Regions from separate parts of the Homo sapiens genome. Here region 2 is linked to region 1. Evidence: read pairs that join two places in POLR2A ChIA-PET (ENCODE). Cell type or tissue: Caco-2. All regions are shown on one strand. Each heading gives the region's core, and the rest is flanking DNA. Links, peaks and the distances in the headings are about the cores only. Region 1 holds the start of ISM2 (isthmin 2). Region 2 has its middle 17 kb from the start of SPTLC2.

What was found. Peaks named below come from ENCODE experiments on the same cell type or tissue, not always from the same donor. Only the 100,000 strongest peaks of a DNase experiment are listed, where the experiment ranks them.
Region 2: POLR2A ChIA-PET joins it to region 1 with 7 read pairs; 2 of 35 experiments call an interaction of 5 or more read pairs at or near these places.

The regions. Positions count from the first base shown.
Region 1 is chr14:77,497,578-77,500,485 of GRCh38, reverse strand. It overlaps ISM2 (isthmin 2), which reads left to right and starts at 1,670. Exons shown (of 7, transcript NM_199296.3): 1 at 1,670-1,833. The coding sequence starts at 1,693. RefSeq lists an enhancer at 987-1,046 and silencers at 1,417-1,606, 1,877-2,086, 2,127-2,186. In Caco-2, for the core only: no CTCF peak of the experiment used is centred there; DNase peaks (open chromatin) are centred at 1,115, 1,695 and 2,184; H3K4me3 peaks cover 1,728 bases.
Region 2 is chr14:77,631,902-77,634,809 of GRCh38, reverse strand. No RefSeq gene overlaps it. Among named protein-coding and RNA genes, the nearest start is that of SPTLC2, 17 kb to the right of the region's middle. In Caco-2, for the core only: no CTCF peak of the experiment used is centred there; no DNase peak of the experiment used is centred there.

The DNA of each region.
Region 1 (2,908 bases), core at 175-2,674:
GAAGACGTCAAATAATTTGTCCAATAATATCACCTACTTGGTAAATGGTGAAAGATTCCAGTCCCCATGGCCGAATCCAGACCCAGGTTGTCATCCCTGTGATGCACCATTCAAAACCCTGCAGCTGTGCCCCTGGGAATAGGAGTAGTTCCAGAAAAGCACACAGTCCCCCCACAGTCTTACTCTAACTTGACCCAGACCCAGCAGTTTACACCAGTAGCTGGGCTTGCTCTTCATCCTCTCTACCACCCCTGGGGATCCACCAACCCTGCCCTGAAACTTGAGTCATCCTTTGTGCGCCCTGCTATGACCCCTGGGTGGGCATGTCCCCAGTGCCTTGTGACTGCTCCTCACCGACCTGTCCCAACCCCTCCCCCTACCTGGTGTCACTGCGTTCACATTCCCAAGCTGCCCCATCCAGATTGGCACTGCCTCTCAAGAGTTCCTGATCTTTGCCACAAGCTAAGGTTTTGTGTCGGTTGCTCAGAGGCAGGCCATCTTGGTGACCCTCGTGGCCTACGTGAGGATCCCTGCACCAAGGGTCCCACTGGATGAAGTGGGCAGTTTCACTGTTTCACCCAGGATACAACTAGGCGACGACCAGACTCCCGGCTGTCCTTCTGGGACTTTATCCTCACATCTGAGTCTCAACTTTCTCCTGTTTTGTTTTCTGAGACAGGGTCGCACTCTGTCGCCTAGGTTGGAGTGCAATAGTGCAATCTCGGCTCACTGCAGCCTCTGCCTCCCAGGTGCAAGCGATTCTCCCACCTGTGTGTGGGCCAGGTGCGCCGGACCTCGGGGCTCCCACCCGCTGGGACTACGGGTGCGCGCTGCCACGCCCGGCTAATTTTTGTATTTTTAGTAGAGACGGGGTTTCACCTTGTTGGCCAGGCTGGTCTCAACTCCTGACCTCAAGTGATCTTCCTGCCTCGGCCTCCCAAACTGCTGGGATTACAGGCGTGAGCCACCGGCCGACTCTCCGGTTTTTAAAAGTGCTCTGAGAACATTCCGAGGACACTGGGTGCAGAATGGCAGGTGCTGGCTTGTGCCTCTGCTCTGGTCTCCACCTCCGGCAGTAGACTGGGAAGAGCCCTGGGGGAGTTACTTCTAGGCTTCCTCCCCAGCAAACCTTCCTCGAGGCATAACCAAACATCTGCCCGGCATCCGAAGACTCGCGCCACTCTCCCGTCGGGCTGCGCCTCCCTCGCCCGCGCGGCACCGCCGGTCCAGGTCGCAGTTGGAGCGCGGTCGGGGAGGGCAGAGGTGGCGTCGGACCCTCAGGGCCCCGCAGGAGTCGCAGCGCAGGGCCGGAGCGCGCCGGGCCGCAGCTTCCCGCGAACAGGAATTCGCTGGGGGCTGCGACGGCGACAGCGGCGGGGACTGAGGGCGGGGAGGCGGCCAGATCAAAGAGAGCCGCCCACAGGGTCAAGACGGGTCGGGGAGCGCCGAGGGGCCCCTCGGAGGAGGGTGGGGGACGTCCAGGTGCGCGGACCCTAGAGCTGTGCGGGCGCCCACGCGAGGAGCCGGGGCCAGAGAGGCTGTGCGAGCTGCGCGCCCCCGCCCCGCGCGGCCCCGTGCCCCGCGCGCCCCTCAGGATCGCCGGGTCCCGCCCCCGGAGGAGGCGAGGCGGGGCGCGACTGGGTTCGCGGCCGCGTGCAGAGGTGCAGGCAGAGCAGCCTCGGAACCGAGACGATGCGTGCGCTCCGCGACCGAGCCGGGCTCCTCCTCTGCGTGCTGCTGCTGGCGGCGCTGCTGGAGGCGGCGCTAGGGCTCCCCGTGAAGAAGCCGCGGCTCCGCGGACCACGGCCTGGGAGCCTCACGAGGCTCGCAGAGGTGAGTGGCGGCGGCACCGGGCTGCGGAGCGCGCTGTCGGTCCCACCTCCCCAGCCCGCCGGCTCCAGCCGTGCGGGGAGCGGGACCGGGACACACACAGGCAGCGACCCCCCGATGGAGAGAGGGGCCGGGGCCGGCCGGAAGCTCCCGGACACCGGGCGTTGCCCAGGTGCGCCGGACTTCGGGGCTTCCACTCCTCGCGCGTGACCGCGAGCCGGGCTGCCGCGGACCAGCCGGGTGACAAGTTTGACTTCTGTGCGGAGTGAGGTGGCCGACACTCCACGGTGGCCGGGCTTCCTCGCCCTGAGCGGACCTCGCCTGCAGCCCCCTTTCCAGGTGCGCGCTAGCTCGGAGAGGAGTCCCGCCGGTGCGAGGAATCTGGCGCTTTGCGGAGTGGCGGGCCAGGGCCGCTGAGGTTCAAACGGTCAGGTGAGCCCCTTCCATGAGACAAGCGGAGGCACAGTGGGGCTCTCCAGCCGCCGGCAGGGGTGGCCAGCCTGAGACTGGCTCTGTCCTCGTGGCCTGTGGGTGGGCATTGGGGTATAAAACAGGAATGAGATGGAAGAGTGGTGTTGGCCATGGAGAGAAGCCATGGTCTGTCAAACCCTGTGTCTTCCAGTCACTGAGGGGTCTACAGTCCAGCTTATTGCCCCCTGGAATGCAGCGGACGTTCATTCCCATGGGGACAAAGACAGCCAGACTTGTATTAGGGTATGCAGGAGCAGTCCTATGTGGCAGGTGGTCTTAGGTCTTGGGTCCTGGGTCCTTCCATGTACTAAGCTGTAGGAGGCCCGAATAGCTCTTCCCATCTTGCCGTTTTTCCTTCCTTCCTTCCTTCCTTCCTTCCTTCCTTCCTTCCTTCCTTCCTTCCTTCCTTCCTTCCCTCCCTCCCTCCCTCCCTCCCTCCCTCCCTCCTTCCTTCCTACTTTTTCTTTCTCCCTCTCTTTTATTTTATTTTTGGGACAGGATCTCTCTCTGTCACCCAGGCTGGAGTGCGGTGGTGTGATGATAGCTCACTGTAGCCTCAACCTCCCGGACTCAATCGATCCTCCAGCCTCAGCCTCCTGGGTACCTG
Region 2 (2,908 bases), core at 300-2,799, 130 kb before region 1:
AACCCGGGAGGCGGAGCTTGCAGTGAGCCAAGATGGCGCCACTGCACTCCAGCCTGGGCGACAAAGCGAGACTCCATCTCAAAAAAAAAAAAAATAGCCCACACTTACTCAAACAAGCCTGAACAAGAAATCTAACTGAGCAATCACTTTAGTGGGGGATAACTTCTACCATATATAGGTAACCTCTTTATCTGCTCCCATTTTACAGGACTTGCACAGCAACAAACCATAACTTCCTAACAGAAAGAAAATAACTTTTGTCTAATTCAAAAGTTATAAAGGTAAAGAGGTATTTTTGGTAAAGAGTGTTACAAGAAAAGAGACTTTGTATGAAAAAGGATCTTGTATGGTAAATTCTTGTCCTAAAATAAAATAACTGGTTGTTTAAAAAGACAGACATTTAGGACAAGTCAGAAAGTCCAACCATGTCATAGATGGTCTGTATAAGTTGTGAAAAGATTCGTGAAAGGAATTTACAACTTGCCTTCTTTAAAGCCATTAAATTTGGCCAGGTGAAGTGGCTCATGTCTGTAATCCCAGCCCTTTGGAGGCTGAGGTGGATGGATCACGAGGTCAGGAGTTTGAGACCAGCCTGGCCAACATAGTGAAACCCCGTCTCTACTAAAAATACAAAAAATTAAGTGAGTGTGGTCGTGGGCACCTGTAATCCCAGCTACTTGGGAGGCTGAGGCAGGAGAATCACTTGAGCCTGGGAGGCAGAGGTTGCAGTGAGCCGAGATCGTGCCACTGCACTCCAGCCTGGGTGACAGTGTGAGACTCCATCTCAAAAAAAAAAAAAGCCATTAAATTCTAGGTAAGGCCTGGGCACATACAGAGTTAGTCATGCCCCCTAACTATGCTGGAAAAAGTCAGACCTTATCTGCACTTCCGTCTAGTGTCCTAGACTCCAAAGCTAGTACATAATTAGAATTGTTTTCTTACCAGGTTTTTCATAAAAAGTAAATGTTGCTAGGAGTTAACAGTGTAGGCCAATATGGTGAAACCCTGTCTCTACTAAAAATACAAAAATTAGCTGGGCCTGGTGGCATGCACCTGTAGCCCCAGCTACTCAGGAGACTGAGGCAGGAGAATCGCTTGAACCTGGGAGGTAGAGGTTGCAATCAGCTGAGATCATGCCATGACACTCCAGCTTGGGTGATGGAGTGAGACTCTGTCTCAAAAATAAAAGAAAAAAAAAAGAGTTAACTGTGTAACATTCACTTGAGACTACTGGAGAAAACAGTTTTCCATGCAAGGTGTATAAGAAAAGTAGAATGTGCTTTTGGTAAAAGATTACAAGAAGGCATGAAAGCCAGGTGCAGTGGCTCATGCATGTAATCCTAGACTTTTGAGAGGCCAAGGCAGGTGGATTACTTGAGGTCAGGAGTTCAAGACCAAGCTGGGCAACGTGGTGAAACCTCATCTCTACTAAAAATACAAAGAATTAGCCAGGCATGGTGGCACACACCCTTAATTCCAGCTACTCGGGGGGCTGAGGAAGGAGAATCACTTGAACTTGGGAAGCGGAGGTTGTAGTGAGCTGAGATCATGCCACTGCACTCCAGCCTGGGCAACAGAGCAAGACCCTGCCTCAAAAAAGCAAAACAAAACAAAACAAAATAAGTAATACAAAAAAGAGAAGGCATGAGAATGTGAATTTTTTTTGCTTCGTTTAGAGGGTTAAAGGATAGTTTTAAGTTGAAATAAAGCCAAAGGTTTGAGCAAATTGTGGAAGGATTGCAAAAGATTAATCTGTATGTGAACATATTGGCTAAAATTAAAGGGGTATATTATTCAGTTTATCCATAAATTGAACATTGGAATAAAAGCATAACATAGTTTTCTTAGAGCATTGTTCTGCTCTTTAACAGAAAACTATAAAGGGTCATAAAAGTTTTATGAGAATCTTACCTATGGTTAAATGAATTAAGATTGGATAGATTTGTCTATGAGGTTTTATTAAGAATTGGGTTTAACATCAATAGTACTCTAATGCAAAGGTAAAATTTGGCTTTCTTTGAACTGTATTTGTATAAATAGGTTGTTGGTATGTGTTCCAAAACTGTGTGAAACTCCTGTAATTCTGATATAACTTAGTATATGCTATCAGTAATAATTGTAATTGTTATGTTAAATTATTGCATACCACAGAGGTAACACATTTCCTTGTCAATTGTGTCTTTGACTGTGGTGGCCTTAAGACTTTTTGTCATCCACAGACAATCATTGTCTTGTTTTAACTCTTTTTAAAAGGTGGTTTTACAGGCTGGGCATGGTGGCTTATGCCTGTAATCCCAGCACTTTGGGAGACTGAGGCAGGAGGACCACTTGAGTGCAGGAGCTTGAGACCAGCCTGGGCAACATGGTGAAACCCCATCTCTACGAAATCATAAACAAATTAGCTAGATGTGCTGGTGGGTGCCTGTAGTCCCAGCTACTCAGGAGGCTGAGGTGGATGGATGGCTTGATCCTGGGAATCAGATGTTGCAGTTTGCAGTGAGCTGAGATCACACCACTGCACTCCAGCATTGGCTACAGAATGAGATCTTATCTAAAAAAAAAAGGTGGTTTTATAATAAGCTATAGAACAGGTGCTCTTTGGAGATTTTAACATTAAAATGAAGAAGAAAGAACTTTCAAGATTGTCTTGGAAAACTAATGTGTTCATAAATGTCAAGCAAAACTGGAATTAATTGACTGAAGTAATCTTTTTTACCTTTTTGCTTAAAACATTGCTAATCCTTTGTTTTTCAAAGTCAAGAAAGCTGTTCTTTTGAGCTATTTACAGCTTTTAAAATTGAGTACTCCTGTAAACAAAATTTGGAGGATATTTGTTTCTCTCTACCTGATTTCTCCAGAATTTGGAAATGATTTGTGAGTATTCTTAACTTATGGCAATATGATTATT